Linked DNA regions of Homo sapiens: region 1 is linked to region 2. The links are chromatin contacts, found by Hi-C or POLR2A ChIA-PET in ENCODE. All regions are on one chromosome and are shown on one strand. The core of a region is the stretch at or near the end of the contact, and the rest is flanking DNA. Distances in the headings are between cores, read along the strand shown. Region 1 holds the start of ALDH16A1 (aldehyde dehydrogenase 16 family member A1). Region 2 holds the start of DEDD2 (death effector domain containing 2).

Region 1 (5,167 bases), core at 1-2,500, 7.2 Mb after region 2:
TCCTGTATCTATGAAAGCCACACTTCCGGCTGGGCGCTGTGGCTCCTACCGGTAGTCCCAGCACTTTGGAAGGCCAGGGCAAGAGGATCGCTTGAGGCCAGGAGTTCGAAACCAGCTTGGGCAATACAATGAGATAACGTCCCACACCCCATCTCTTAAAAAAAAAAAAAAAGCGCCAGACTTCCACTCTTTCCACAACCAAAACTGGCCCCCTTACTTTGCAGTGAAGGTTGCATTTTCCAAACCTTAATCTCAATGTCCATCCTAAAAGGTACCCTTTTTATCTTTGAATTATCACTTCCTGCCAGCTCTAGATCCTAATACGTCCAGATCTAGACCCGCCAGGTCTAGATCTAGATCTAGACCTCTAGTCAATATAATTAGAAAAGCTGCACTTTGAGGCTGGGAGGCCGAGGTAGGAGGATCGCTTGAGCCCAGGAGTTCGAGACCAGCCTGAGCAACATAGCAAGATCCTGTCTCTACCAAAAAAAAAAAAAAAAAAAAAATTAGCCAGGCTTGATGGCACCTGCCTGTAGTCCCAGCTACTGTGCAGGCTGACGCAGGAGTAATGTTTAAACCTGAAAAGTCGAGGCGACAGTAAGCCGTGATCGGACCACTGCACTCCAGCCCTGGGCGACAGAGGGAGACCCTGTCTCAAGAAAATAAAAGGTAAAACAAAACCTGCACTTCCTGCTACTATAAAACAAGGCACTGGGAAGACGCATCAATAGGACGACCCTTTTTTTTTATTACTATTTTTTTTTTAGACACAGTCTCCCTTTGCCACCCAGGCTGGAGTGCAGTGGCGCGATCTCGGCTCACTGAAACGTACACCTTCTGGGTTCAAGTGATTCTCCCGCCTCAGCCTCTTGAGTAGCTGAGATTACAGGCGCGCACCACCACAGCTCGGCTAATGCTTGTATTTTTAGTAGAGACGGGGTTTCACCAAATTGGTCAGGCTGGTCTCGAACTCCCGACCTTAGGTGATCCGCCCGCCTCGGCCTCCCGAAGTGCTGGGATTACAGCCAAGAGCCATCGTGCCCGGCCACGCCGATCCTCATAAATCCGGAGCCCTCCTAACTATTCGCAAAGTACCCACATCGCCGTCTCCCCTTCCTCCCCGTTTTAAGCAGTGCGCATGCTCCTAAATACGCTTCCCCGTGGGGGACGTAGGCGGGGCCATCGGGTCCTAAGGAAAAAGTGTGGGCGTGGCTGCTCTCTGTATCTTGTAGCCCCACCCCATTCCCATTAGCCCCGCCCCTTTGGGCTGGAACCGGAGGTGTCGCTCTTCGGACCTCAAGGTTCCCCTTAACACAGAGCGCCCCGCAGTCTTCGCGGAAAGCGTTCGGGGTAGGCGATGGCTGCGACGCGTGCAGGGCCCCGCGCCCGCGAGATCTTCACCTCGCTGGAGTACGGACCGGTGCCGGAGAGCCACGCATGCGCACTGGTGAGAGTCTGCCCGGCCGGCGCTGCTCGCTGCGTTCCCCAGGCCTGGGCGCCCGGTTTTTCGCGGGGAGTCCCGTCATCCACTGCGGTAGCTCAGCCGCTCCGCCTCTCTTAGTCCCCGTGATTCCCGCCGCCCAATAGGATCGCGCCCTGTAGGACGCTCCCTTGAGCCTTGGCGGTGGCAGCCTTTTAGTCTGTTCCGGTCTTCCCCACTGGTTCTCTTGCCCCTTGATCCTGAACTCCTCGTAGTGTTTCCGCGGTTTTCCTGAACTCCTCTAGACGCTCTCGTGATTCCTCAGGGTCCCCTCAGAACCTGACGCCACCCACCAGACCCCTTAGGATTCCTGTGAGGCTCCAGTGACCCACAACCCCCATTGTCTTTCCACGACTCTTCAAAACATCCTATGGCTTCCATGGGCCTCCAGAGCACCCCAGACCTCCTGAGGGACTCCCTTCATCCCTTTGATTACCCAGAGACCTTCAGAACTTCCATGGAGCCCCCGTGATCCCATAGGACCCCTCAATACTCGTGGGGTTCATGTGACCTCATCGGAACTCTCAGGAGCCTAGAATACATCAGGACTTCCGGTTTGGGTTGGGTTTTTTTTTTGTTTTTTTTTTTGAGCCAGGGTCTCACTCTGTCGCCCAAACTGAAGTGCACTGGCGCTATCACACCACTGCAGCCTCAACCTCCTGGGCTCAAGCCATCCTCTCACCTCAGCCCCCCAAGTAACTGGGACCAGAGACGCGCGCCACCACTCTCAGCTAATATTTGTACTTTTTCTAGAGACAAGGTTTCAGCATGTTGGCCAGGCTGGTCTCGAACTCCTGGCCTCAAGTGATCCACCCACCTCGACTTCCCAAAGTGCTGGGATTACAGGCGTGAGCTACTGCACCCAGCCACATCAGGACTTCCTGTAATTACTTATGGCCCCTCACAATACCCTCACGGGGCTCCTATGATCTCTCTAGCTCTCAGAATGTCCCATAGGGTTCCCATGATTGTTCAGGAACCCCTGAAGTCCTCGTGAGGGTCCCATGATCCCCTGGGGGTCCTCAGAACCTCCCTAGGACTCCCATGACCCCTCAGAGGCCCCCAGAACCCTCGTGGGGTTCCTGCAAATGAGTAGGGCACCTCAAACTTTCTGTCGTTTCCCCAGGCACTCTCAGAATTCCTTCACGGGGCTCTCATGATCCCCCAGGGTCCCCCAGCACCCAGGCGAAAGGAGCTTAGGCTTCTTTGAGGGGGAGGGCAGGAGGCCAGAGCAATGATCCAAGTGGAAGGAACTGGATCAGAACCCTGGCACAGCCTAGAACTTGGGGAGGCCAAGACGGGCAGATCGCCTGAGCTCAGGAATTCGAGACCAGCCTGGGCAACATAGTGAAACCTCGTCTCTACTAAAATACAAAACATTGGGCCAGGCGTGGTGGCTCAGACTTGTAATCCCAGCACTTTGGGAGTCCTAGGTGGGCGGATCACCTGAGGTCAGGAGTTCGAGACCAGCCTGGCCAACATGGTGAAACCCCATCTCTACTAAAATACAAAAATTACCTGAGCGTGGTGGTGTTTGCCTGTAATCCTAGCTACTTGGGAGGCTGAGGTGGGAGAATTGCTTGAATCCAGGAGGCAGAGGTTGCAGTAAGCTGAGATTGCACCACTGCACTCCAGCCTGGGCAACGGAGCAAGACGCTGTCTCCAAAAAAAATACAAAAATGGCTGGGCGCAGTGGTTCACACCTGTAATCCCAGCGCTTTGGGAGGCCGAGGCGGGCGGATCATGAGGTCAGGAGATCGAGACCAGCCTGGCCAAGATGGTGAAACCCATCTCTACTAAAAATACAAAAAATTAGCTGGGCGTGGTGGCAGGCACCTGTAATCCCAGCTACTTGGGAGGCTGGGGCAGGAGAATCGCTTGAACCCAGGAGGTGGAGATTGCAGTGAGCCGAGACCACGCCACTGCACTCCAGCCTGGGCAACAAGAGCAAAACTCCATCTCAAAAAAAAAAAAAAAAAAAAAAGGAAACAGAAAACAAAAGATTAGCCGAGGATGGCAGCACACACCTGTAGTCCCAGCTACCCGGGAGGCTGAGGTGGGAGGATCACCTGAGCCTGGGAGGTGCAGTGATCATACCACTGAACTCCAGCCTGGGTGACAGAATAAGACCCTGTCCCCCCTGAAAAAAAAAGAAGTTGAGGCCAGGCAAGTGGCTCACACCTGTAATCCCAGCAGTTTGGGAGACCGAGGCAGGAGGATCACTCGCACCTAGGAGTTTGAGACCAGCCTGGGCAACATGGTGAGGCCCTATCTCTATTAATATAAAAATAAAACATAAAAAGTGAAGTTGAGACTTGGACTTGAGTCCTTGCATTTCAGACCCGTGGTCTTGCCTACACCAGCAAAGTTCTCAACCGTACAGTCTCTGGGCCAGACTCAACCAACAAACATGTTTTCTTTGGCGTGAACTTTATTTTTTTTTTATGTGAAATGCTGGACAATTGATTCCATGTAAACATCCGGGAGGTCCTCTTGAAAATAAAATTCCAAAATGTGTCAACATTTGGCTCAACTTCCCTGACAAAAGTCATCTGGGACCAATAGCTCCTGTCTTTTCCATGAATCGTTAAGCTCCTCTTCTCATCCAGGCCCTCTTCTCAGGCCTCCTGGAACCCTCTGGACATTCTTTTGGAATTTTGTTTTTCTTTTGGGGGGAAGCTTTCCAACTTGCACAGAATAATTAGCATTTATTTTGAACTCCTGTTTACCCATCACTGTGCCTCAACCATCATCAACATTTATCCCAGCGCTGTTTCCTTCTGTATTTTCTTTGGAGTAATTTAAACAAATCCTGGATGTCACAGTATTTTCCTATAAATATTTGAATCCTTTCTTCTAACAGATAAGGGCTCATTTTGTTACAAAACTACCATGGTCTGTTACCACACTTAACATTAAGTCATTCTTTTTGTTTTTTGTTTGTTTGTTTGAGACAGGATCTTACTCTGTCGCCCAGGCTAGCATTCAGTAGCGTTCATAGCTCACTGCAGCCTGAAACTCCTGGACCCAAGCAATCCTCCCACCCCAGCCTCCTGACTAGCTGAGACTACAAGTGTGCATCATCATGACTGGCAAATTTTTTACTTTTATTTTTGTAGAGATGGGGTCTTGCTGTGTAGGTCCAGACTAGTCTCAAACTCCTCAGCTCAAGCAATCCTCCCGTCTCAGCGTGGGAAAGTGCAGGGATTACAGATGTGAGCTACCATGCCCGGCCAACAATCATTCTTTAATGTCATCTGATGCCCAGTTCATGTTCAAATATCCCTGACTTTCTCACAGATGTCTCTCTCCCTGTGGGCGTTTGAGTTTGGAACTTCTAAGTAACTTTTTTGCTTTAAAGAGAAAGGAGAAGCCAGGCACAGTGGCTCATGCTTGTAATCCCAGCACTTTGGGAGGCCGAGGCGAGTGGATCACCTGAGGCCAGGAGTTCGAGACCAGCCTGGCCAACATGGTAAAAACCCATCTCTACTAGAAATATATAAATTAGCTGGGCATGGTGGCGGCCGCCTGTAATCCCAGCTACTTGGGAGGCTGAGGTAGGAGAATCACGTGAACCCAGGAGGCGGAGGTTGCAGTGAGCTGAGATCGCACCATTGCACTCCAGCCTGGGAGACAAGAGCAAGACTCCATCTCAAAAAAAAAAAAGAAAGAAGGGCCAGTAAGAGA
Region 2 (4,807 bases), core at 1,614-4,113:
GTTAATTGGGGCATGGCAATTAAAATAATACAATTAGAGATACTCAGCATGAATAAATCTCAGACACATCTAGCAAAGACAGCCAGGTGCAGAGTAATACCCACAATGTAATGCCATTTAAACGAAACACGAAACTATGTGCAACAATTCTGTATGTTGCTTCAGAACAGAGTATCTGTAGCAATAAACACACACACACACACACACACACACACACAGTGAAAATGAGACAGAATAACCCCTCAGGCCCCTTCCTTGATGGGCACAATTCATAAGGAAAAGAGGGATGCTGCCATTACACCCACCCAGCTGGGCTCACCTGTCTCCCACTGACCCTGCTGAGAATTTGCAGAACTGCTTGACTGCCGACGGCGACGGCAGCTACCCTCTGTCCTCTTTGAAGAGCTGGAGGTGCCATAGCTATAGCGTTCTGGAGACACTGGAGGAAGAGAAGAACAGGAAGAAGCATTCAGCCTCCTGGCCCTAATTCCCACCCCTGGAAGAATGCCTGCACCACGAGGTGCCTAAGTTCCCCAGTAGTCAGAGCCCAAATACCCACTCATTCTCAAACACCTCCTGCAGAGGTTGCTCAGATGCCTCCTAAGAGAGAGAACTTATCACGACTTGGGGCAATCTAACCCACGTCTACGGCAGCTCAAACTGTCAAGGTTATTCTGTTGATAGTCATGGTAAGGGTCCCTGTAATGGCCCTTTGCCCTGGCATCAACTGCCCCCAGCTCTCCCCAAGGAGTAAGCAGGCCTCTGTGCAGGCTCCCCAAATCTTCTCTTCTAGAGCGTGATCTTCAGACATAGATATCCAAAAATGCTGTCAGCTCTTCCCTAGAGCTGTCCTTCTCCTGCTTATCTAAATCCTGTGGGCTTACTCTGGGTCAGGGAAGGCCATAATCCCCCCTCCCCAAACTAGCCACTGCCCCTTTAGTAACCCAGACAAAGGCTTGGTCTATTCATGCACACGGCTACCGGCAGCCTGAACCCCTCCCAGCTTCTCATGTGAAGGCTGCTATCCTCCAGGAGCACTTCCTTCACAAGGATTAAGGGCATCAACTCTGGGGACAAGTTGGCTAGGTTTGAATCCTGGCTCCCACACTTCCCAGCTACGTTCTCTGCAAGCCCCTTCATGACATAACTTCTTACCTCCCTCTCTTCCCTAGCTTGGGTCCCCTCTGCTCCTGCCACACTGGCCTCTGATGATGCCAAACTCATTCCCACCTCAGGCCTTGGATGCTCCCTGGGATTTTCTCCCCTGGGGTCTATGCATGGCTGGCAGTGCAGCCTCAGGGCAAAGCCTCCCTTCACCTTGCTGCTCTCCTGACTCTCTCTATTCCATTACTTTTAGTCTTCCTACAACAGCGTCTAAAAATAAGTTCTCTTATTATCTGATTGCCCCCACTAAACTTAAACTTCATGGAACAAACACCTTGTCAGCTCCATCATCCTGTATCCCTCCTAGGCCCAGCAAACAGGATTGTTATTATACGTGCAAACTGCTTAACTTCTCTGAACTTGTTATTTTCTTGGTTACAGTGAAGACAGTAACAGGACTTCCTTGTGAGATTACTGGGAGACTATAAGGCACTAGTTCATATGAAGGGCTGACAGCTGTGCCTGGCATGAAACAAGCCCTCCGTAAACAGTGGCCAAAATCATCATCACTGATGTGGCCAAATTCCCAAAGCCATGCTTTCTTCCTCTTATGTTGCTCATTGATATTGTGGGAAGAGAGAGTAGCAGAATGGGACATAAGCTGCCTGATATGGCACTGTCCGTATCAGGGCACCAGGGAGGCCCAGCGGGAGCCAGGCCCTTTCCTCCCAGGAAGTGTGACACCCTCCCATTCAACCGTACCTGGCCGGCGCCGCTTGCGCGCCAGGTGCGGCAGCAGGTCGTGGCGGGCCAGCACGCGCAGGAGTTGCCCCAGCAGCCGCAGGTTGCTCTCGTCGCACTGCCCGCGGCGCTCCAGCTCCAGCAGGAGCTCTAGGCCGCTGCGGGCCCGGGCTAAGCCTCCGGCGGCGCCAGGAGCCTCATCCAGCAGAAAGGCCAGGAGCTCCAGCTCGCACTCGGTCAGTTGCCCGCCCACCACCTCGAACATACGGTGAAGCGACAGCATCCCGTAGTAGTCCAGGCACTCATCCTCCTCCCAGCACGGGGCCGGGGTCGACCCGGATAGCGCCATTCCCGGGGGAGGGAGGCGGAACAAGCTCAGAACCCGGCCTAGAACCCACACAGCGGGGAGGGGGCAGTGGTCAGCGACGCGGAGGCCCGAACCCCACACCGCCAGCGCGTCTCCCCCGCCCAATCGCGCCGGGCAGGGCCGCTCCCGCACCCCCAACCGCCTCGGCCTCCCCCTCCCCCGGGAGGGAATGGTCCCGCCCGAGGTCCCCTAAGAACAGGTCGGGACGCCGGAGCCCGCTCGGCTTCTGCCCCCACCACCGTGCTACGTTCGGAGCTCGCCTCCGGACCTGACCAAACGATGCGGCCCAAACAAGCCTCGGGGCCCACCCCGGGGCTCCCTGCTGACTGCCCCTGACTCTGGGTAGGACTGCCCAGACGAGCCCCTTTTCTCCGTCCAGCGGTACCGTCTGATGAGTCCCCCGGCTCTACGCAAGTGGTACCTCCCGAAAGTGACCCTCTGCCCCCTACACAGAGGAGCGACCCAGGCAGCCCCTTTGCTCCACACAGGTGGTACCGTCCGAACCCGACCCCCTCGCCCTGCAAGGGCGGCCCCGCCCGCTCCCCAGAGCCCAGGTGGTCCTGTCTACCCGCCACCAGTCACCATTAGGCCTCTCTGGATCCTCACCAGATTCTGGCGTCCGATGACTCCTGGGCGACGGCCGCAGCCACTTGTTTTGGATCTTTCTGGCACCTTCTCTATTATTACGCCTGCGTCACCTCGCCCCTCCTCCTTCCCCCAACTCGCGCAGGTGCGACCGCCACGCCCCTTCGGCGCATGCGCAGAACGAGGCCTCCAAGCCCCGCCCTTCCTGGGCCGCTTGACCTGCCCCCAACCGAAGCATCTTGGTTCGCGAGTGCTGCGCTTGCGCAGAGCGAGAGCACGCCGCCTCTTGGGCTGTATCTGGTACCCGGTTCCAGGTCCCTACTTCCTGCCCGTGACTCAAGCCACCGGGGCCATGTAGCGCCACGTCACGAGTAGTTGTAACTACTCATCTCATAAACTACAGCCCCCTCCTGATCACGAGCTAGACGCCCACATCACCACTGCCCCTAGTTGCCCGTGGCAAAGTAACACAATCACTACTTTCCCGTCTCCCAGTAAACTCCCAGGCCTTATATGATCTGGTCCTGGGCACTCCTCCATTAGATTGTCCCTCACTTCTAGTGACAACCAGGGATCTACATCTCAACTGTGCTCTCTCGTGATCCCAAATGGAAATCCCGCCCCCCCACCACCACCCCCGCAGTCTATAAGTTCCTTCCCCTGATCAAAACCAGAATTCCCTCATCTCACGTTCAGGACGGATACCTCCTTCCAAGCGGCAACAGAACCCTCCATTCCGACTGTGTACATCTCGATGGCGTCCATCACGACCCCCATCACAGTCAGATGTCTCCACCCAGAGCCAAAACGGCCCCTCCGTAACCCCTTCCAATCTCTGCCCTCCAGGGTCGCCCAGATACCCGCTCCCTAACTTGCAACAACTAGAGAGGGTCTGTCAGGGAGTCTAGGCTGTGGTGTATGCGTGTCCCCTTACCGCGGGGCCTTGGGTGTGACGGTCGCCACGCCCCCCACTTAGGTGACTCAAGGTCAGGACCTGCATGTACTTGAGACAAGTCCCCTCCCTGGACCTCTTCCCACCCCCGCAATTAACTCCTCTTGGGAGTCGGGAGATCTGGGTCCTGCCTAGCACTGGCCCAGTACTGGCTCTGCCTGAGCTGTAGCAGTGAATTCAAAAGAATCGGCTGCGCGCGGTAGCTCACGTCTGTAATCCCAGCACTTTGAGAAGCCGAGGTGGGCGGATCACACGAGGCCAGGAGTTCGAGACCAGCCTGGCCAACATGATGAAACCCTGTCTGTTCTTAGCCGGATGTGGTGGCACGCGCCTGAAATCCCAACTACTTGGGAGGCTGAGACAAGAGAATCTCTTGAACCAGGGAGCAGTAAGCAGAGATAGTGCCACTGCACTCCAGCCTGGGCCACAGGGCGAGACTTTGTCTCAAGAAACAAACAAACGCCAGGTGCGGTGGCTCACGCCTGCATTCCCAGCACTTTGGGAGGCCGAGGCGGGCGGATCACCTGAGGTCGGGAGTTCGAGACCAGTCTGACCAACATGGAGAAACCCCATCTCTACTAAAAATACAAAATTAGCCGGGCGTGCTGACGCATGCCTGTAATCCCAGCTACTCGGGAGGCTGACGCAGGAGAATCGCTTGAACCCTGGAGGCGGAGGTTGCCGTGAGCCGAGATTGCGCCATTGCACTCCAGTCCGGGCAACAATAGCAAAACTCTGTCTCAAACAAACAAACAAGACCGGACGCGGTGGTTCACGCCTGTAATCCCAGCACTTTGGGAGGCCGAGACGGGTGGATCACCTGAGATCAGGAGTTCGAGAGCAGCCTGACCAATATGGCAAAACCCCGTCTCTACTAAAAAATACAAACATTAGCCGGGCGTGGTGGTGGACACCTGTAATCCCAACTACTCGGGAGGCTAAGGCAGGAGAATCGGTTGAACCCGGGAGGCGGAGGTTGCAGTGAGCCAAGATCGTGCCACTGCACTCCAGTCTGGGCGACAGAGTGAGACTCCGTCTCAAACAAACAAACAAACCCT

What was found. Hi-C counts contacts between places; a loop is a spot of excess contacts on that map. ChIA-PET counts read pairs that join two places held with the same protein, here RNA polymerase II (POLR2A). Pooled maps may share reads with other maps.
Region 1: a loop to region 2 is called in a pooled map, with 10 times the contacts of the local background. The contact joins the promoter of ALDH16A1 here to the promoter of DEDD2 in region 2. A Hi-C loop is called at or near these places in 1 of 50 pooled maps. POLR2A ChIA-PET finds 5 or more read pairs at or near these places in 2 of 52 experiments (AG04449 and BJ).

Annotation. Positions count from the first base shown.
Region 1 is chr19:49,451,975-49,457,141 of GRCh38, forward strand. ALDH16A1 (aldehyde dehydrogenase 16 family member A1) reads left to right here and starts at 1,251. Exons shown (of 17, transcript NM_153329.4): 1 at 1,251-1,447. The coding sequence starts at 1,358. RefSeq lists enhancers at 1-146, 1-50, 61-110, 1,844-2,803.
Region 2 is chr19:42,214,814-42,219,620 of GRCh38, forward strand. DEDD2 (death effector domain containing 2) reads right to left here and starts at 2,864. Exons shown (of 5, transcript NM_133328.4): 1 at 2,819-2,864; 2 at 1,867-2,232; 3 at 320-439. The coding sequence starts at 2,194. RefSeq lists silencers at 1,995-2,200, 2,282-2,341, 2,352-2,451 and enhancers at 3,223-4,099, 4,100-4,807.